Regions from separate parts of the Homo sapiens genome. Here region 1 is linked to region 2. The links are chromatin loops, found by intact Hi-C in ENCODE. Cell type or tissue: K562. All regions are shown on one strand. Links, peaks and the distances in the headings refer to the core of each region. The heading gives the core; the rest is flanking DNA. Region 1 has its middle 6.0 kb from the start of PRODH2. Region 2 holds the start of KMT2B (lysine methyltransferase 2B).

Region 1 (10,467 bases), core at 1,891-9,890, 100 kb after region 2:
TAGTTATGCAATGGAATACTATACAGTAATGAAAAAGAATGGATACTGATACACACAACTGTGTGGCTGAATCTCACAATGTCAAGTGAAAGAAGCCAGACACCAAACAGGGCAAGCTGTATTATTCTTTTTTTTTTTTTTTTTTTTTTTTTTTTGAGACACAGTTTCACTCTTGTTGCCCAGGCTAGAGTGCAATGGCACAATCTCAGCTCACTGCAACCTTCACCCCCCGGGTTCAAGCGATTCTCTTGCCTCAGCTTCCAGAGTAGCTGGGATTACAGGCATGTGCCACCACGCCCCACTAATTTTGTATTTTTAGTAGAGACAGGGTTTCTCCATGTTGGTCAGACTGGTCTTGAACTCCCGACCTCAGGTGATCTGCCCGCCTCAGCCTTCCAAAGTGCTGGGATTACAGGCATGAGCCACTGTGGCTGGTCTATACTTTTCAATAAATATAAAAGCAAGGAAAGTGAAACTGCAGTAAAATGTTGGGAATACATGCGTGGGTGGTCAAACTATGAGGACAAGAAAAGTAAGGACATGATTATCACAGAAGTCAGAGAGGTGGTTGATTGTGGGGGATGGGAGGAATTGTAATGGGGTAGAGGGATATGGGGACTTCTATATCCTATTTTCTTTTTTTAAAATGGAAACCATATGTCTTAATTTTTTTGTTTTGTTTTGTTAGACGTATCCTTGCTCTGTCACCCAGGCTGGAGTGCAGTGGTGCGATCTCGGCTCACTGCAACCCCCATCTCCCGGGTTCAAGTGATTCTTCTGCTTTAGCCCCCTGAGTAGCTGGGACTACAGGCACCCACCACCACACCTGGCTAATTTTTGTATTTTTGTAGATATGGGGTTTCACCATGTTGGCCAGGCTGGTCTTGAGCTCCTGACCTCAAGTGATCCACCCTACTTGTCCTCCCAACATGCTGGGATTACAGGCGTGAAGTCCTAGGTCTTTTTTTTTTTTTTTTTTTTTTTTTGAGACAGAGTCTTACTCTGTTGCCCAGGCTGGAGTGCAGTGGCACGATCTCGGCTCACTACAGCCTCTGCCCCCGGGTTCAAGCAATTATCCTGCCTCAGCCTCCCGAGTAGCTAGGATTACAGGCGTCTGCCACCGCGCCTGGCTAACTTTTGTGTTTTTAGTAGAGTCACGGTTTCACCATCTTGGCCAGGCTGGTCTTGAACTCCTGACCTCATGATCCACCTGCCTTGGCCTCCCAAAGTGCTGGGATTACAGGTGTGAGCCACTGTGCCTGGCAGTGGCTTCTAGGTCCTAGGAGTCCTAGGTCTTAACATGGATGATGATTCATAGTTGTTCACATTGTAAGGTTTTTTTTGTTTTGTTTTTGAGACAGAGTCTTGCTCTGTCTTCCAGGCTGGAGTGCAGTGGGGTGATCACTGCTCACTGCAGCCTCAAACTTCTGGGCTCAAGCAATCCCCCCACCCACCACCTCCACCTCCCAAGTAGCTGGGATTACAGGTGCATGTGATCACACCGAGGGTAATTTTTAATTGTTTTTTTGGTAGAGACAGAGTCTTACTATGCTGCCTAGGCTGGTCTTGAACCCCTGGACTCAAGCAGTCCTCTCACCTTGGGCCTCCCAAAGTGTTGGGATTTCAGGCATGAGCCACGGCACCTGGCCCTCACATTGTAAGTTTTTTTTTTTTGAGACGGAGTCTTGCTCTGTCCCCCAGGCTGGAGTGCAGTGGCGCAATCTTGGCTCACTGCAAGCTCCGCCTCCTGAGTTCATGCCATTCTCCTGCCTCAGCCTCCCGAGTAGCTGGGACTACAGGCACCCACCACCACGCCCGGCTAATTTTTTGTATTTTTAGTAGAGACGGGGTTTTACCATGTTAGCCAGGATGGTCTCAATCTCCTGACCTCGTGATCCACCCGCCTCGGCTTCCCAAACTGCTGGGATTACAGGCGTGAGCCACACTGCGCCCGGCCTTGAAATTTTTATTTATTTTCTTATTTATGTATGTATGTATGTATGTATGTGTGTATTTATTTATTTATTCATTTTTGAGACAGGGTCTCACTCTGTTGCCCAGGCTGGAGTGCAGTGGCACAATTTCGGCTCACTGCAGCCTCAACCTCCCAGGCTCAGGTGATCCTCCCACCTCTGCCTCCCAAGTAGCTGGGACTATAGGCACATGCCACTATGCCCAGCTAAATTTAAAAAAATTTTTTTTTCCTTTCTTTTTTGTGATGGGGGATCTCACTCTGTCACCCAGGCTGGAATGCTCCAGCATGATCATGGCTCACTACAGCCTCAAACTCCTAGGCTCAAACAATCCTCCTACCTTGGCCTCCCAAACGCTAAGCTTATAGGCATGAGCCTCTGTACTTGGCCTGCCTTTTTTTTCTTTTCTTTTTTTTTTTGGCTCCATCTTGCTCTGTTGCCTAGGCTGCAGATGTCTGCTCACTGCAACCTCCGCCTCCCAGGTTCAAGTGATTCTCCTGCCTCAGCCTCCCAAGTAGCTGGGATTACAGGTGTCTGCTACCATGCCCGGCTAATTTTTGTACTTTTAGGAGAGGCGGGGTTTCACCATATTAACCAGGCTGGTCTTGAACTCCTGGCCTCAGATGATCCGCCTACCTTGGCCTCCCAACGTGCTGGGATTACAGACGTGAGCCACCACGCCCAGCCTAGGGCCTCATCCCCAGAAATGTGATTACTGGGTAGGCATTGGGGTGTTGAAAGCTCCCCTGGTGGTTCAAATGTTCACCCAGGTGAAGAGGCACGGCCCCTACAATCGGACACCTTAGCCTCTCTAAATGGGGTCCTCCCTCCCTCTTTGTCTTTTCACTGTCCCTGGAACACACCCAGCTTCCTGCTGTTGCATTTCCGCTGTTCCTTTTCCCTGAAAACTCCACCCTTCCTTCTTTCCCTAATTAACTCCCACCTGCCCTCAGGTGTCAGGGTTTAAGACACCCCCTCAAGGAGGTCTGCCTTGAGCAGCCCCTCCCAGATGAGGGGGAGTTTTACCCTTTCACATTTTAACACCAGCCTTGTAGCTCTTGTCATGTTTATTCGTCTGTGAGTGAAGACTCAGTTTCTCTCCCCACGCCCCTGCTAGACTGTGAACACCATGAGGTCGGGGGGTCACATTTGGTTTTGTCATTAATTTATCCCTACTGCTTAACACAGGACTTATTTTTGTTGAATGGACTTATTTTTGTTGAATGGGTAACTAATTTAATAGATTTCTTTGGTATTTGCTGGACAAGGGACTTATAGATTGCATCACATCAATTCAAGCAGATTCTGGATAAGACCCACCTTTTTTTTTTTTTTTTTTTTTGAGACAGGGTCTCACTCTGTCGCCCAGGCTGGAGTGCACAATGTCGGCTCACTGAAACCTCCACCTCCCGCATTCAAGCATGCTCCTGCCTCAGGCTCCCGAGTAGCTGTGATTACAGTTGCAGGCCATGAGGCACACGCCACCATGCCCGGCTAATTTGTGTGTGTGTGTGTGTTTTTTTTTTTTTTAAGTAGAGACAGGTATTTCACATTGTTGGCCAGGTTGGTCTCAAACTCCTGACCTTGTGATCCGCCCGCCTCGGCCTCCCAAAGTTCTGGGATTACAGGTGTGAGCCACCGCGCCCGGCCTCGAAGTTTTTTTGTTTTTTTTTTTTTAATGAGACATAGTCTTGCTCTGTCACCAGCTGGAATGCACGGCGCGATCTCGGCTCACTGCAACCTCTGCCTCCTGGGTTCAAGCGATTCTCCACCTCTGCCTCCCAAGTAGCTGGGACTACAGGCGCACACCGCCACGCCCAGCTAATTTTTTGTATTCTTTTAGTAGAGATGGGGTTTCACCATGTTGGCCAGGCTGGTCTCGAACTCCTGAGCTCAGGCAATCCGCCTGCCTCGACCTCCCAAACATGGCCTTGGGAATCGCCATGTTTGGGTGGACCCAGTTGGGTGGCCTGCATTTGCATATTAAAGGTTGCCGGCCTGGTTCTAAGAGCTGCTTTAAAAACAAAAACCTCCAGGCCACGCCTGTAATCCCAGCACTTTGGGAGGCTGAGGCGGGCGGATCACCTGAGGTCAGCAGTTTGAGACCAGCCTGGCCAACATGGTGAAACTCCGCCTCTACTAAAAATACAAAAATTAGCCGGGCGTGATGGCGCGTGCCTGTAATCCCAACTACTCAGGAGGCTGAGGCAGGATAATCGCTTGAACCGGGGAGGTGGAAGTTACAGTGAGCCGAGATGGCGCTATTGCACTCCAGCCTGGGCAACAGAGTGAGACTCCGTCTCAAGAAAAAAAAAAAAAAAAAAAGGTAGAAATTAGAGAGTATAGAAGAGAGGCAATCTTGGAAGAAATAATGGCTGAGAATTTTCCAGAACTGATGAAAAATACATATTCACAAAGAAGCAAAGATATCTTAAGCTAGATAAAACAAAAGAGGCCGGGTGTGGTGGCTCGTACCTGTAATCCCAACACTTTGGGAGGCTGAGGCGGGCAGATCACGAGGTCAGGAGTTCGAGACCAGCCCGGCCAAATGGTGAAAACCTGCCTCTACTAAAAATACAAAAATTAGTTGGGCGTGGTGGCACGTGCTGGTAATCCCAGCTACTCGGGAGGCTGAGGCAGAAGAATCCCTCGAACCTGGGAGGCAGAGGTTGCAGTGAGCTGAGATCGCCCATTGCACTCCAGCCTTGGTGACAGAGTGAGACTCCATCTCAAAACAAACAAACAAGCAAACAAACAAACAAACACTAAAGAAATCCATGCCTAAACACATCATACTGAAATGGCAGAGCATTGAAGCTACCGAGGTCTATTATTTATCTTTGCATCCTCCAGAGTGTAGCCTGGACTAGATGCTCCACCAATTCAATTACATCAAGAGGGTGGGTATCCCAGGTTGAGACCACAGACAAATTAAAGGCAAGGAGGTAGAAACAAATATGGCTATAAGAAGGAAAAGCATTTTTCTCACCTATCTGAGGCACACAACCTGGATTGGGGGAAAGTGAAGTTGAAAATGAGAGTGTGGGAGAGGGAGAGACTAGGTGGAGAGAATTTTTGTTTCGTTTTGTTTTAGAGACAGGGTCCTGTTCTGTCACCCAGGCTGTAGTACAGTGGTGTGATCGATCATAGCTCTCATAGCTCACTGCAGCTTTGAACTACTGGGCTCAAGGGATCCTCCTGCCTCAGTCTCCCGAGTTGCTGGGACTACAGGAGTGTGGCACCACAGCTGGGTAATTTTTGTGTTTTTTGTAGAGATGGGGTCTCTCTGTGCTGCCTGGGCTGGTCTGGAACTCCTGGTCTCAGGTGGTCCTCCTGTCTCAGCCTCCCAAAGTGCTTGGATTACAGACATGAGCCACCCACACCTGGTCACTGGGGAATCCTGAGTGCCCTGCAAAACAGAACACAATGGGCTGCTCAACAGTAGCCATGGAAGGTTCTGGAATAAAGTTCCCAGCCGGTCCTTCTGTGGGTGATTGTCCATTTTGTGGTAAGAGGCAAAGGGGCTCTAACACCAGCAGAGAGGCAGAGCCATAGGTGGGAGAGTCCCTCTTATTCTCTCTGGTTGGGTCACCAGGTGACCCCATACCAATCACTGGGATTGAAGAATAAGGTATTCCAGCCAGCTCCAGTGCTGTGCCTGTTTCTGGAGCTTCAAGAGTGCTCAACCAATGCACAAAACCTACCTGGGGCGTGGTGGCTCATGCCTGCAGTACCAGCACTTTGGGAGGCCGTGGCGGGTGGATCACCTGAGGTCAGGAGTTTGAGACCAGCCTGGCCAACATGGCGAAACCTCTTCTCTACTAAAAATACAAAAACTAGCTGGGGGTGGTGGCAGGCGCCTGTAATCCCAGCTACCGGGAGGCTGAGGCATAAGAATCGCTTGAACCCGGGAGGTGGAGGTTGCAGTGAGCCAAGATCGCATAACTGCACTCCAGCAGCAACACAGGTGCACTCTCTCTCTAAATAAACAAATAATTAAAAACAAAATGAAACAAAAAACTGGACTCATGCGTGACTCTGATGGTTCCAGGAGGTGATACATATACAGAACATAGAATGTGAGCTGGCATGTGTTAGGAGCTCATAAATGCTGTCTGTCACTGCTGCTGCAGCGACTCATTGGCTTCCTGTCACCCACAGGATAAAGCACAAACCCATAAGATGAGCTTTGTGGTTTATCTTTGGCCATCTCACTAGCCTTAATTCCTACCACTCCCTGACTTGGGGGTTATTCTCCAGCAACAATTTTAGGGAAATCCCTTCCCACACTGTGCTCCTGGAGTCTTCTTTGTCTCCAGCCCCTGCACAGCTACTTATCCCTTAATACTGGAGTTTGGTGACAGCTTAGGAGCAGAGGACAGTCCAGCCAGTTTTAATCTCCAGCACAGACCTCTCTCCTGAGCTCTGGAACCCAATGTACACACACACACACACACACACACACACACACACACACACACACACACACACATGCTCATTCAGAATCCCCTCATGGATTGGTTCTTCTCAAACGGGACACGACCGCACCCTGGTGGGAGCTTGGGAAATTTGCATAATTGTTTTTGGCTGCAGCATTGATTGGAGGGCATTACAGGCATCTAGAGGCAGGACCAGGAATGCTGGACGCTGAAATCTGCATCCAGAACAGTTTGTAAATGTCTTTGCAGGCGCTTCTGTGCGTAAAATAAGTTTACAGTTATCTGAAATTATTAATATAACACATATACCATACACACAAAATTTTGGTATGGTTTAAAATATATTGACATTTTCTGAAATGAAACTATGATGTAAATTTATTTTTATTTATCTATTTTTTTTGGAGACAGAATCTCGCTCTGTTGCTCAGGCTGGAGTGCAGTGGTGCCATCTCAACTCACTAGAACCTCTGCCTCCCGGGTTCCAGTGATTCTTCTGCCTCAGCCTCCCAAGTAGCTGGGTTTACAGGCCTGTGCCACCACGCCCAGCTAATTTTTTGTATTTTTAATAGAGAGGGAGTTTCACCATGTTGGCCAGGCTGGTCTCAAATTCCTGACCTCAAGTGATCCTCCTGCCTTGGCCTCCCAAAGTACTGGGATTACAGGCGTGAGCCACTGTGCCCGGCTTCTGATGTAAAGAAAGTGAAAATTGTGTACTTTTTTGTTCAGAATGGCACCAATGGTTATACATCATATCAGAAGAATCACAATTCCAACAATGCCACCTATGAGATGTAATGTAAAATTCTGAATGAAGTATAGCACACATAAAGAAATGTGCCCATATCATGTGTTCAGTATGAATTTTCAGGAAGTGACCAGAAAGTAAATTTGACGCAAGTGACACTTGAATAACTAACACCCAAGTCAAGAAAACAACTTCGTAATCCCAGCACTTCGGGAGGCCAAGGCAGGAGGATCGCTTGGGCCCAACCTGGACAACATAGTGAAACTCTGTCTCTACAAAGATAAAAAATTAGCCATGTGTGGTGGTGCACACTTGTAGTCCCAGCTACACAGGAGGCTGAGGTGGGAGGATCGCTTGAGCCCAAGAGTTGGAGGCTGCAGTGAGCCATCATCACACCACTGCACTCCAGCCTGGGAGACAGAGCAAGACACCATATCAAAAAAAAAAAAAAAAAAAAAAAGAAAGAAAGAAAAGAAAACAACATTATGAGGATTCTCACCCCAAGCCTTCCTGGTGCCAGTTTCAATCACCATCCCCCTCTCTCCCAAAGGTAACCAGACTCTTTGTTTGTTTGTTGAGACAGGGTCTGGCTCTGTTGCCCAAGCTGGAGTGCAGTGGTGTGATGATGGCTCACTGCAGCCTTGAATTCCTGGGCTCAAGCAATCCTCCCACCTCAGCCTCCTGAGTACTTGAGGCTACCGTTGCACACCACCATGTCCAGCTAATTTTTGTATTATTTTGTAGAAACAGGGTTTCACCATTTTACCCAGGCTGGTCTCAAACTCCTGGTCTCAAGCAATCTACACATCTTGGCCTCCCAAAGTGCTGGGATTACAGGCATGAGCCCCGGCTCAGGTTATGCACTTTTATAGTCAGTAGTATTAGTAACATGTGGTTGTATCCTTCTCAGTAATTTTTTTTTTTTTTTGAGACAGAGTCTCGCTCCGTCGCCCAGGCTGGAGTGCAGTGGCACGGTGTCGGCTCACTGCAGCCTCCGCCTCCTGGGTTCAAGCCTCCTGAGTAGCTGGGATTACAGGCACGTGCCACCACTCTCAGCTAATTTTTATATTTTTAGTAGACACAGGGTTTCACATGTTGGTCAGGCTGGTCTTGAACTCCTGACCTGAGGTGATCTGCTCACCTCTGCCTCCCAAGGTGCTGGGATTACAGGTATGAGCCACCACGCCTGGCCCCTTCTCAGTATTTTATATCAGGGGGCTCCTTGTGTCAGTTTGTCCCATGACTGGTAGCATCAACTTTGATCATCTGGTGAAGGTGACATCTGTCAGGTTTATCCACTGTGAAATTACTATTTTTCCCCAAGTAACTAATGCAATACATGCTTTTTAGGCTCTACTAATTTGAGTTTCCACCCCTTGCAAATTATTTATTTCCTCCTCAGTTAACTAAAGACCTCATTCAAACTGGTTTAAGAGTGAAGGACATTTAGGCCGGGCGCGGTGGCTCACGCCTGGTAATCCCAGCACTTTGGGAGGCCAAGGAGGGCGGATCACAAGGTCAGGAGATCGAGACCATCCTGGCCAACACGGTGAAACCCCGTCTCTACTAAAAATACAAAAAATTAGCCGGGCGAGGTGACAGGTGCCTGTAGTCCCAGCTACGTGGGAGGCTGAGGCAGGAGAATGGCATGAACCCTGGGGCGCGGAGCCTGCAGTGAGCCGAGATCGCGCCACTGCACTCCAGCCTGAGTGACAGCGAGACTCCGTCTCAAAAAAAAAAAAAAAAAAAAAAGAGTGAAGGACATTTATGGTTGCAACTAACTGAAAATGACATTCAGACTGACCTAAGTGGGGAGGGAAACTGGTAGTCTAGAAGTAGCCCTGACTTCAGGTGTGGCTGGATCCAGTGGCTTGGTACAACTAGGCATTTGTCTTGTTCATCAATATCTGTATAGATTAAGGGGGACTAGATCCGGGGAAGGCAGAAGCAATAGATGTCCGCTACACTGAATCAGAAAAAGGAGAGGAGGAAGTAGGAACTGCATGAAGAGACCCAGCCACAGCCTGCGGTTACTTTGGAGAGCTTCTTCCAAGTGGTTCATGGTGCTGAGCAACCCAGGACCTGGCTTAGCAGCATATTCCTTGGCCACAGTGGTTGGTTCCAGGACAGGCATAAGACCCAGCCTGGGCTGATGAAAGACAGCCCCAGAGCTTTCCAGAACTATTGGCATAAAGAGGCACTCTGGCTGCTGAGCTCATGGGATACCAGCCTAGAACTACAAGTGGTCTTCTCTGTTTCCCAAATAAAGGGTCTACCCGAGAATGAAGCTAGACCTTGCATGGCTATGTTTCAATACTAGGTCTGGCAGTGTCTGAAGCCAACGCTACCCCCTGCAATTGTCAGCTGCAAGAGCCAACAAATTTCCTTTCCTGCTTAAGCCAATGTAGAATAGAATGTTCTAGGTTTTGCAGGGAATGGTGGCTCACGCCTGTAATCCCAGCACTTTGTGAGACTGAGGCGGGCAGATCACTTGAGGTCAGGGGTTCAAGACCAGCCTGGCCAACATGGCAAAACCCCATCTCTACTAAAAATACAAAAATTAATTGGGCGTGGTGGCGCACACCTGTAATCCCAGCTATGCGGGAGGCTGAGGCAAGAGAATCTCTTGAACCAGGAGGCAGAGGATGCAGTGAGCCGAAATAACGCCACTGCACTCCAACCTGGACTACAGAGTGAGACTCTGTCTCAAAAAAATAAAATAAAAAAGAATAAAAATACAAAAATTATCTGGGTGTGGTGGCATACACCTGTAGTCCCATCTACTTGGGAGGCTGAGGTTCAAAAATTGCTTGAACCCAGGAGGCAGGGGTTGCAGTGAGCCAAGATCGTGCCACTGAACTCCAGCCTAGGTGACAGAGATAAACTGTGTCTCAAAAAAAAAAAAAAAAAAAAAAAGGCTGGGCACAGTGGCTCACACCTGTAATCCCAGCACTTTGGGAGGCCGAGGCGGGCGGATCACAAGGTCAGGAGTTCGAGACCAGCCTGACCAACATGGTGAAACCCCGTCTCTACTAAAAATACAAAAAGTTAGCTAGGCGTGGTGGTGGGCGCCTGTAGTCCCAGCTACTCGGGAGGCTGGGGCAGGAGAATCACTTGAAACAAGGAGGCAGAGGATGCAATAAGCCGAGATCGTGCCACTGTATTCGCAGCCTGGGTGACAAAGTGAGACTCTGTCTCAAAAAAATAAAAATAGGCCAGGCGCAGTGGCTCATGCCTGTAATCCCAGCACTTTGGGAGGCCGAGGCGGGCGGACCACTTGAGGTCAGGAGTTCGAAACCAGCCTGGC
Region 2 (10,372 bases), core at 2,373-10,372:
TGGTGAAACCCTGTCTCTACTAAAAATACAAAAAATTAGCCGGGTTTGGTGATGCACACCTGTGATCCCAGCTACTCGGGAGGCTGAGGCAGGAGAATCACTTGAACCCAGGAGGCGGAGGTTACAGTGAGCCGAGATTGCGCCACTGCACTCCAGCCTGGGCAATAGAGCAAGACTCTGTCTCAAAAAAAAAAAAATCAGATTTCAAATTTTATTCAGTAATACGAGTATTAGGCCGGGCATGTAGGCTCACGCCTGTAATCCCAGCACTTTGTGAAGCCGAGGTGGGTGGATCACCTGACATCAAGAATTTGAGACCAGCCTGGCCAACATGGTGAAACACCATCTCTAATAAAAATACAAAAAATTAGTCAGGCATGGTAGCAGTTGCCTGTAATCCCAGCTACTTGGGAGGCTGAGGCAGGAGAATTGCTTGAACCGGGAGGCGGAGGTTGCAGTGAGCCAAGATAGCGCCATTGTACTCCAGCCTGGGCAACAAGAGTGAAACTCTGTCTCAAAAAAAAAAAGAAAGTAATATAAGTATTAAAAAGGACTGAGAGGCTGATATCATATTGCCTTTTATCACATACTCCCCTTCCAATCATGCCCTACCTAATCTCTCTACCTGCTCTACCCTCTGGCAGGACACAGGCTTGTGTCTGCATAACCTGTTGTTTCTTTGCTCTTTCCAGAGAGACAACTGCAGATGATTCCTACCGAGTCAGCCCAGGAAGAGGAAGGGGGGGCAAGGTTTTTGAGTCTAGGGAGGGGGAGTACTTTTAAGAACAGCAACAGACCAGGCATGGTGGCTCACACCTGTAATCCCAGCAGTGGATCACCTGAGGTTAGGAGTTCGAGACCAGCCTGGCTAACATGGTGAAACCCCATCTCTACTAAAAATACAAAAAAATTAGCCGGGTGTGATGGTGCATGCCCGTAACCCCAGATACTTGGAAGGCTGAGGCACAAGAGTCGCTTGAACCCAGAGGCAGAGGTTGCAGTGAGCCGAGATGGCGCCACTGCACTCCAGCTTGGGTGACAGAACAAGACTCTGTCTCAAAATAAAAACAAAACAGCACCAGCAGTGTCCCTACTCTTCCAAGTCAAAGTGCTGTCTGCTTCTGCCATCTGTGCTCAGTGCAGGATGGCTTGGGTTGCACTGTCAAGAATGCAGGAAGAGGCTAGAGAAGTGCTCAGGGTGTCATCAGCATAAGGGTTGCAGTGCAAAGGGCCCTGGAGATAATTCTAGGAGGCGGTCTCTAAGGGGATATCCTTAGGTGGGGTTCCCCATTCTTGGGGGCTTTTGTTCACTGAAAGGGGAGTTCCCTTGCCCCTCCTCCCTTTTAGGTTCCCCGAAAGCCCACTGATGCTCCCTGTCAACTATATTTGGCTTACACAGAATGCTGCCCTTTGAGCAGTCTCCAACTCTCTCGATCATCAATGAGCAAACCAGCGGGGGAGCTGAGTCACAAGCACATGATGTGGGGCTGGAAAGCGAGGGGGCCACACTCAGAGGGGTGACCATGTAATCGTCCAGACCCCTGTACCTTTCCTCATCCCTGGGGCTAGTCCCTCAGGGCTTTCCGCACTCCTTCCTTGTCTTGAGGGACTCTGTATTTCTGTGTTGGAGGAAGGGTGTTTCCCTCTGCGTACATACATATCAGAGGGACTGATGCTTTATGTGTCTTTTATATGGGTGTGGTGGTGTGAGGAATTGGAAAGCTCAGAAATGGAAAATAGTTAACGTTCAGAGTAGCAGATGAACACAGCTCTCACATTTGCATTTTCCCTTTCGTTCTGACTCATCTTCCCCTCTCCCCACCCTGTTGCCCCTCCACCAGCCTCACCCATTGACACACCCTGTCTGATCTAGGAAGGGTTAACATGTGCCTGCACCCATGTGGAGGGAAGGCGTGGTAGGCCTGGAAAGAGAGAGTGGGAGGCTGGTCTGAACATTCGAGGGTCCTGGAGCCAAAGGAAGAAACGGGAGCTTAGGGACAGTATTTGCATCTAGGAGGGGACAAGGACTCTTAGATCCTTCCCCCTTAAGAGAAGCCTATGGGAGGCCGGGCGCAATCCCAGCACTTTGGGAGGCCGAGGTGGGTGGCTCACTTGACATCAGGAATTCGAGACCAGCCTGGCCAACATGGCGAAACCCTGTCACTACTAAAAGTACAAAAATTAGCCGGGCGTGGTGGCGGGCGCCTGTAATCCCAGCTACTCGGGAGGCTGAGGCAGGAGAATCGCTTGAACCTGGGAGGCAGAGGTCGCAGTGAGCTGAGATTGCGCCACTGCACTCCAGTCTGGGAGACAGAGCGAGACTGCGTCTCAAAAAAAAAAAAAAAAAAAAAAAAAAAAGAGAAGCCTATGGGGAAGCCGACTGTGCCTTGTCACCAGAGCAGCTTACCAGTACCTGACTTGTTTATCTTCCAGTCATTTACTGTGTATCTAATATACGCCAGGCACATATCATAAATGCTTTATCCGCTGGGCGCAGTGGCTCACGCCTATAATCCCAGCACTTCGGGAGGCCAAGGCAGGCGGATCATTTGAGCCCAAGAGTTCAAGACCAGCCTGGGTAACATAGTGAGACCCCTGTCTCTACCAAAAATTCAAAATTAGCTAGGCATGGTGGCTCAAACCTGTAGTCCCAGCTACTCAACAGGCTGAGGTGGGAGGATCATGTGAGCCCAGGAAGCTAAGGCTGCAGTGAGCCGTGATCGTACCACTGGGCAACAGAGCAAGACCCCGTCTCAAAATAAACATGTCATCAAAATTTGTTGGATAAATGAAAATTTTGCTATAGGATCAGGGATAAGAGAATAATAAGAAACAGAAAAAGAAAGTTGAGCCTCTAAGACCCCATCCCTTCCCCAGATTAAAGAGTTCTGAAGTGTGAAAAGAGGGGAAACCTCCGGGGACCTTGACCCCTTGGGCAGGAAGTGAAAGAAACCCAAGTCCTGATTTCAGAGAAATGTCATTTGTCATCAGCCCAAGAAAAGGAGATTTTTCTCTTCGAAGACCACCACACGTCCTTCCTGGGGTTGCCCCTTTCAGAGCTTGATGGGAGGATCTGAGTCACTCACACACCCACCCCCAGGTCATTCCCAGGCAGCAAATGAGGCTTCCCAGTACCAAGTCAGGGAGAGGGAGGAGGCCAGCTTCTGGCTCCTCCACCCTATTCTTGGGATCCAAATGTTTCAATCCTTTTTACTTCTGCAGCTGTGTGCTCTGCCGTCATCTCTAAGAAACAACCATACCACTGAATGCTACTGTGTACTTACAAACCACACTCATATTCGTCACGTCATTTCATCTTCACCCCCACCTCCAAATGAGGTAAGCAGATATTATGCCTATTTCATGAATGAGGTTACTGAGGCCCAGAGAAGTGACTTGCCCAAGGTGACTCAAATAGTAAATGGCAGAGATGAAACTCAAAGGCAGGGCTGATTATTCCAAGGTCCTTGCTGCCACAGATACACTTCTTTGACTCTAGGAGTTCACAAACGAAGTGAGGAGACAGGAGGCTAGGGGCAGAATGTGTGCATTCTGGAGGTAGAGGGGGTGGTCTCTCCTGCAGGCAGAAGGCAGAGGCAGGGTTAGAAAACCACACCCCTTCGGGGGGACTGTGGCAGACTGATACTTGGGACATCCAATGGAGGCCTGTGAGGTCAGGGGCGGGGCTAGCTCCAGGGGGGGCCCCAGGAGCCCCAACAGTAGTTCAGAGCATGCGGTGTCCTGGAAGAAGCTACAAGCGGTGAGTGATAGCCTCTCTCCAGCTGAGGCCTTCTTCCCATCACAACTCTTTCTGTCTCCTCCCTGCCAACCTAGAGCCCTCTCCCTGAGGTGTCCAAGTGCAGCCCTCCCTGCCCCAAGGGCCCTTGCTCACAGGGAACCTGCACCTAGGACTCTGCCTGCTGGGTGCTAAGACACTGAGGTTCTGGTTCTCTTCGTATCTGGGTTCCCAGCTCTCTTCTTAAAAGCCAATGTGGTGGTTTTGATGTGTGAGAAACTCCTGCCTGGTTGGGTGCTGTCTTTCTATTCTTCACTTTTTGTCTTATGAAAAACAAATTAAACCATCTCCTTACCCAAATCTTGAGAGGAAACAGCCTCCCTGTCTCCAGTCCCCACGTCCTTTCCTCCCATCTCCTCAGGAGTCCATTCTCCAAAAGGTCTCTCCATCATTGGGTCAGGAGCCTCCTCTCCTGTGGCTTCTGCACCTGCTCTCCTCTTTCTCTGGATGGGAATGTCTGGTTCCTTCCCTGAGGATGTGTTCTAGAAGCTTCAGCTTCACAGTGATGACTGCCGGATGCCTTAGCGCCTGCGCTCCTGCAGCCAGGATCCCTATCATGCTGCCCTCTCTGCCTTTCAGGAGCGATGGGCTTTTGGGGGAGGACCCACTAGCTTTCTAAGCTCTCCCGTGAAACTGTGTCATGCTCCATCCCTTAGTGCCGGCGTTGACTGGGTTTTGTGGTGATCCTTGTCTGGAATGAAGAAAGCCTGGCTTGCGCAGAGGTGTTTCCCTGCAGAGGGGCTTGGAGAAGCAGAAGTGGCAGTATCTGCTATCTTTTACGTCAGAGACTGCCAACTGGCAGACTTCCCGCACGCCTGTCTTAAACCCACTACTAGATATTTCTGTTAACTGACTGGCCCTTGCTCTTTAAGTCCTGAATTTGGTCTGATTTCCATTCTCTCGCCACCATGCCTACCTGCTATGATTCTGGATAAGCTCCAATCCTCTCTTGGGTTACTTTATTTGCTCACTCAGGACAGAGGGCTCTGATCTAGGACCAGCAACTCACACCCTCTCCCCTCACATCCACAGGCTTGAAATGAGATGAGATGTTCCTCCCTCCCCTTTCAACCATGGACCTCACACTGTGGACTTCCTCTTAGAGCCTCTGAGTTAGGTACCCAAGCCAAGGCACAATGTCCCTGCCCCCCATAAGACTGCCCAGCCCCTATGGCTCTGATCGGCTGGTACAGCTAGCAGCCAGGCTCCGGCCAGCACTCTGTGATACTCTGATCACCGTAGGGAGCCAGGAGTTCCCCGCCCACAGCCTGGTGCTAGCAGGTGTCAGCCAGCAGCTGGGCCGCAGGGGCCAGTGGGCTCTGGGAGAAGGCATCAGCCCTTCTACCTTTGCCCAGCTCCTGAACTTTGTGTATGGGGAGAGTGTAGAGCTGCAGCCTGGAGAGCTAAGGCCCCTTCAGGAGGCGGCCAGGGCCTTGGGAGTGCAGTCCCTGGAAGAGGCATGCTGGAGGGCTCGAGGGGACAGGGCTAAAAAGCCAGATCCAGGCCTGAAGAAACATCAGGAGGAGCCAGAGAAACCCTCAAGGAATCCTGAGAGAGAACTGGGGGACCCTGGAGAGAAGCAGAAACCAGAACAGGTTTCTAGAACTGGTGGGAGAGAACAGGAGATGTTGCACAAGCACTCGCCACCAAGAGGCAGACCCGAGATGGCAGGAGCAACGCAGGAGGCTCAGCAGGAACAGACCAGGTCAAAGGAGAAACGCCTCCAAGCCCCTGTTGGCCAAAGGGGAGCAGATGGGAAGCATGGAGTGCTCACGTGGTTGAGGGAAAATCCAGGGGGCTCTGAGGAAAGTCTGCGCAAGCTCCCTGGCCCCCTTCCCCCAGCAGGCTCCCTGCAAACCAGCGTCACCCCTAGGCCCTCGTGGGCTGAGGCCCCTTGGTTGGTGGGGGGCCAGCCTGCCCTGTGGAGCATCCTGCTGATGCCGCCCAGATATGGCATTCCCTTCTACCATAGCACCCCCACCACTGGAGCCTGGCAGGAGGTCTGGCGGGAACAGAGGTGAGTGGCGGGGTCTAGTGCTCTGCCTCCAGGCTGGGAGGGCATGGCCCAGGAGGGGCAGCCCTGCTGGGTGGAAGGGCACTGCATCTCTACTGCACAGTTCCTGAGCTGGGGAAGAGACAAGAAGCTGCTGCCACAGGGCACGCCAAAGCCCAGCCCCCGGGGGAGGACTTGGGATACCCCCTCTTCACGAAGGGGCCAGGCTCCCAGGTTTAGCCAAGGCTGTAACTCTTCCCCACCCCATCCCAGGATCCCACTGTCCCTAAATGCCCCCAAAGGGCTCTGGAGCCAGAACCAGTTGGCCTCCTCCAGCCCTACCCCAGGTAAGCCCCTCGCTGTCCTGCATACACCTGTAACATGGTGTCTTCTCTGGGCTGGGGCTCGAGGAGTCCAGCCTGAGCAGGGCCCCTACCTCCCACTGTTCCTTCCAGGTTCCCTCCCCCAGGGCCCCGCACAGCTCAGCCCTGGGGAGATGGAAGAGTCTGATCAGGGGCACACAGGTGAGTCGGGCGGGGGCACTCGTGCCTCAGCCCCACTGTAGCCCTTGATTTCCTGCCTGAATGGTACAGTGAGTTGGCGCTGGGATTCCTGGCCCTGCCCTCCTTTGCCTTCTCTGTCCCCACAGGCGCACTTGCAACCTGTGCGGGTCATGAGGACAAGGCAGGCTGCCCACCTCGCCCGCACCCTCCCCCGGCCCCTCCTGCTCGGTCTCGGCCCTATGCGTGCTCTGTCTGTGGAAAGAGGTTTTCACTCAAGCATCAGATGGAGACGCACTACCGAGTCCACACAGGTATGGGCGCCCTGCCCTGTGTGAACTGTCGGCTTTCTTCCCAACTCCGCTCCTGAGTCTCCACCTGTGTGCCCGGTTCCCGCGCAATCCCCTAGCCCCGTGGCCCGATCCACCCCTAACTTGGCCAGCTTTCGCCGCCTTCTTCCTTCCTTCACCGGCCTCCCCTTCCGACCGCTCTAGGAGAGAAGCCCTTCTCCTGTAGCCTTTGTCCTCAGCGCTCCCGGGACTTCTCGGCCATGACCAAGCACCTGCGGACACACGGGGCCGCTCCGTACCGCTGCTCCCTGTGCGGGGCCGGCTGTCCCAGCCTGGCCTCCATGCAGGCGCACATGCGCGGTCACTCGCCCAGCCAACTCCCGCCCGGATGGACCATCCGCTCCACCTTCCTCTACTCCTCCTCGAGGCCGTCTCGGCCCTCGACCTCTCCCTGTTGTCCTTCTTCCTCCACCACCTGACGGGGTGTCGGTAGCGTCTTAGCCAAGAGTCCAATTAAAGAACGAAAAGCGGGCCGGCTCGGCTTCTGACCTGGCACCGCTGCTACGGCGGCCTAGCAAATTCCGCCCCAGAAGCGCCCCAGGAAGGGCGCCGAGTGCCCTCTCCTGGACGATCGCGGGTCGCAGAAGCCCAGGCCAGCGAGCCCTACAGAGTGAGGACACTGAAGTGTGCAGGAGCGAAGGTTAACAGTAGGGGAGATTGTCGATCTCATCACCATAATAAAGAGTTTCCTGTGCCCTCCCTTCAGGACTAGAAAGCCGAGTTTAGTCTGTGCACACCCCCGCCCACGCCCCTTGTCCTGTAGCGGCCCCTGGTGGCCCTGCGTCCGCTGTCCAGCGGGATGGACACTTCTTCCACCCCCGAGGCGCCCCGTCCTCCCCAGGAGGCAGCCGGCCCCGAGGACTCGGTGTCCGGGCACACCTTGCGGCATGCCGGTCCTGGACTGGTGGGGGCTGTGCGACCGCAAGTCACTCGCCCCTTCCACTGCAATCCACGGCGCGCGGAGTCTGATCTGGGAACGCTCGGCCCGGGAGAGAGAGGAACGCGTGCTCCGACCCTGCTTTCGGCCACCCGCCTCCTCTCCGGGAGCACACGGACCCCGAGACCGCGGCCTCTCCGGCGTCTTCCCTCCACACCGTGCCAAGCCGCCGCCAGGTCGCGCCTGGAACGGAGACTGACTATGCTTTCCACCGCTCCTTCTCCAGCCCACGCCTCCTGCAGCCGCGAACTGCATTTCCCAGGGCCTCGGGGGTCCCGGGGCCCGAGCCCGCGGCACCCTGGGAGTGGTAGTCCACGCGGGCCGCCGGCCTAGCCAAGAACAATGGGAGGAGCCTGGGGCTAGGACCACACCTCCCGGAGACCCGGCAACCCGCTTTCCGGGTCCTGGCCGGGAACCCCGCCGTCCCGGCCCTCGCGCCCTGGCTGCCGGCGGAAGAAGCGAGGCGTCCGGACTACATTTCCCGGAGGCCCCCGCGGTTCGCCCCTCTGCGGCCGCGACGCGGGGGTCTGTGCTCCCCAGGTGCGGTCCGAGGGCGCCGGCCGGCCGCGGACTCCCTCTCCCGTGGTGCCCTGCGCGTGGCCGGCCCGGCCCCCGGTCTCCCGCGGCGGCGCTGGTTGTTGTCGTGCGCCGCGGCCGCCCCGCCCCGCCCCCGCTCTCTCCCCTCCCCCCGGCCCTGCGCACGGGCCGCCCCTCCCCCCGCCTCCCCGGCCCCTCTCACGGTGCCAAGATGGCGGCGGCGGCGGGCGGCGGCAGTTGCCCCGGGCCTGGCTCCGCGCGGGGCCGCTTCCCGGGCCGGCCGCGGGGCGCCGGCGGGGGCGGGGGCCGCGGCGGACGGGGCAACGGGGCCGAAAGAGTGCGGGTAGCTCTGCGGCGCGGCGGTGGCGCGACGGGGCCGGGCGGAGCCGAGCCCGGGGAGGACACGGCCCTGCTCCGTTTGCTGGGGCTCCGCCGGGGCCTGCGCCGGCTCCGCCGCCTGTGGGCCGGCCCGCGGGTCCAGCGGGGCCGGGGACGGGGTCGGGGCCGGGGCTGGGGCCCGAGTCGAGGCTGCGTGCCGGAGGAGGAGAGCAGTGACGGGGAATCCGACGAGGAGGTGAGGCGGTTGGAGGCGTCCCCGGCGCCGGGTGGGGCGGAGGCCGGGGCTTCCAGGGGTCTGGGTTGTCCCGGGGGCGGCGTGGGCAGGCCGGGTCCTCAGGGTTCCTTCGGAGAGACGGGGCACGGAGGGAGGGCGGCTGCATGCAGCTTCCGGGGGAAAGGGCCTCTGGAAGTGGGTAGAGAAGCCCCGGCTGCAGCCAGGCACTCGCGCCCGATGTCGGTCCCGCTGAAGTGTCTTGGGCCGATCCTTTTCGGCAGCTGGCAAAGCTAGGGCGGTGGAGGTTTGGGCGAGGAGGCAGTGGGGACTGCATGTCCAGCCAGTCGTGGTTGACAGCGGCAGCGTGGCCTTGGCAGACAGGTTGGAGCTGTCTGGGCTCTTACCTGTGGGCCGCCCCGCCGGGCCTCGCAACCTCCTGGTTTCTCCAGGGCCCCAGTTTCTCTTGGCATCTCAGGTAGAGTGGTGGAGGGCTTCCTCTTGGGGCTCGGGTTGAACAGGAGTGGGATGAAGGCCGGGACTGGGCACTCTAGCAGGTCAGAGCTCAGCTCAGGATTTCTCCCCCAGCCTTTCAGAACAGGCAGGAAGGTGTGGGTTGCGTTGCCCTGGACGGTTAATAACAACCTGAGAGCTCGCAGTGGAGCCTGTACGAAAGCCATCTGATGCCCTCCCCGCCCCTTCACTTGCGGGCCCCTGTTCCCAACTTAATGCAGAAATAAATTGTGGCCCGAAAGGGTGTCAGTGGAGGTCCCACTTTGGTCTGAATTGGACTCTGAAGGAATCTGAGTATGGGGCCTGCTGCCTTTCCTGAGGAGACCCTGTCGTCTTCTCTCTTGGGCCAGTGAACCATGGCTTTGGCTGTGCTGGTGTGGTCCGGCACTGGGGATCGGAGTTCGAAATACCTGGCGCCTCCATCCCTAGGGAGAGACCCTCTCTTCCACTACCCGCGACCTTTGAGTCTTTTTCGTTCTTTTTAAATAGGCAGGGGTATGCTAAGTGGGAACTGGGGATATTCCTCGATACCTCAGATGGAACGAGGGCTTTGGCACTGACTGCTGTTTCTCCCCTCCACCCCGGTCCCCTAAATCAGGAGTTTCAGGGTTTTCATTCAGATGAAGATGTGGCCCCCAGTTCCCTGCGCTCTGCGCTCCGATCCCAGCGAGGTGAGTGACGGGGGAACTCCACCTCTTTAGCGTCACAGGAATTTATCCTCGCCCTTCGTGTCAGCTCTTCCCTGTTCAACTAGCCTCTGTCAGTTGCCGAATGTGTTCTGTGTTCAGAGTCCAAGCTAGTCTGGGCAGCGGGGGAAACACACAAGCAAGACTTAGTCCCTGCCCTCCTGGAGCGCCTTCCTCTGTGTGTAGGGCTGGCTTGATCCATCTCCCCACAACTATTCTCCTTTTAGGTCGAGCGCCCCGAGGTCGGGGTCGCAAGCATAAGACGACCCCCCTTCCTCCTCCTCGCCTAGCAGATGTGGCTCCTACCCCCCCAAAGACCCCTGCCCGGAAACGGGGTGAGGAAGGCACAGAACGGATGGTGCAGGCACTGACTGAACTTCTCCGGCGGGCCCAGGCACCCCAAGCACCCCGGAGCCGGGCATGTGAGCCCTCCACCCCCCGGCGGTCTCGGGGACGGCCCCCAGGACGGCCAGCAGGCCCCTGCAGGAGGAAGCAGCAAGCAGTAGTGGT

Evidence for each region. A loop is a pair of places that touch in the nucleus more often than their neighbours do. Peaks named below come from ENCODE experiments on the same cell type or tissue, not always from the same donor. Only the 100,000 strongest peaks of a DNase experiment are listed, where the experiment ranks them.
Region 1: a loop joins it to region 2, with 6 times the contacts of the local background. A loop is called at or near these places in 5 of 110 quality-filtered maps.

What each region holds. Positions count from the first base shown.
Region 1 is chr19:35,813,646-35,824,112 of GRCh38, forward strand. No RefSeq gene overlaps it. Among named protein-coding and RNA genes, the nearest start is that of PRODH2, 6.0 kb to the left of the region's middle. In K562, for the core only: a CTCF peak has its summit at 6,528 (motif pointing left); DNase peaks (open chromatin) are centred at 6,516 and 9,124; H3K4me3 peaks cover 303 bases.
Region 2 is chr19:35,709,695-35,720,066 of GRCh38, forward strand. It overlaps ZBTB32 (zinc finger and BTB domain containing 32), which reads left to right. Exons shown (of 7, transcript NM_014383.3): 2 at 3,223-3,339; 3 at 4,829-5,813; 4 at 6,063-6,136; 5 at 6,245-6,313; 6 at 6,439-6,603; 7 at 6,784-7,344. The coding sequence starts at 4,933. The coding sequence ends at 7,058. KMT2B (lysine methyltransferase 2B) reads left to right here and starts at 8,309. Exons shown (of 37, transcript NM_014727.3): 1 at 8,309-8,687; 2 at 9,775-9,847; 3 at 10,090-10,372. The coding sequence starts at 8,325. RefSeq lists enhancers at 1,446-1,915, 3,734-3,813, 6,862-7,421, 6,974-7,253, 8,541-9,098 and silencers at 4,924-5,123, 7,824-8,303, 8,384-8,433, 8,454-8,523, 8,564-8,643 and 1 more. In K562, for the core only: CTCF peaks have their summits at 5,426, 7,371 (motif pointing left) and 7,760; DNase peaks (open chromatin) are centred at 7,017, 7,397, 7,937, 8,227 and 2 weaker places; H3K4me3 peaks cover 3,687 bases; H3K27me3 peaks cover 2,589 bases.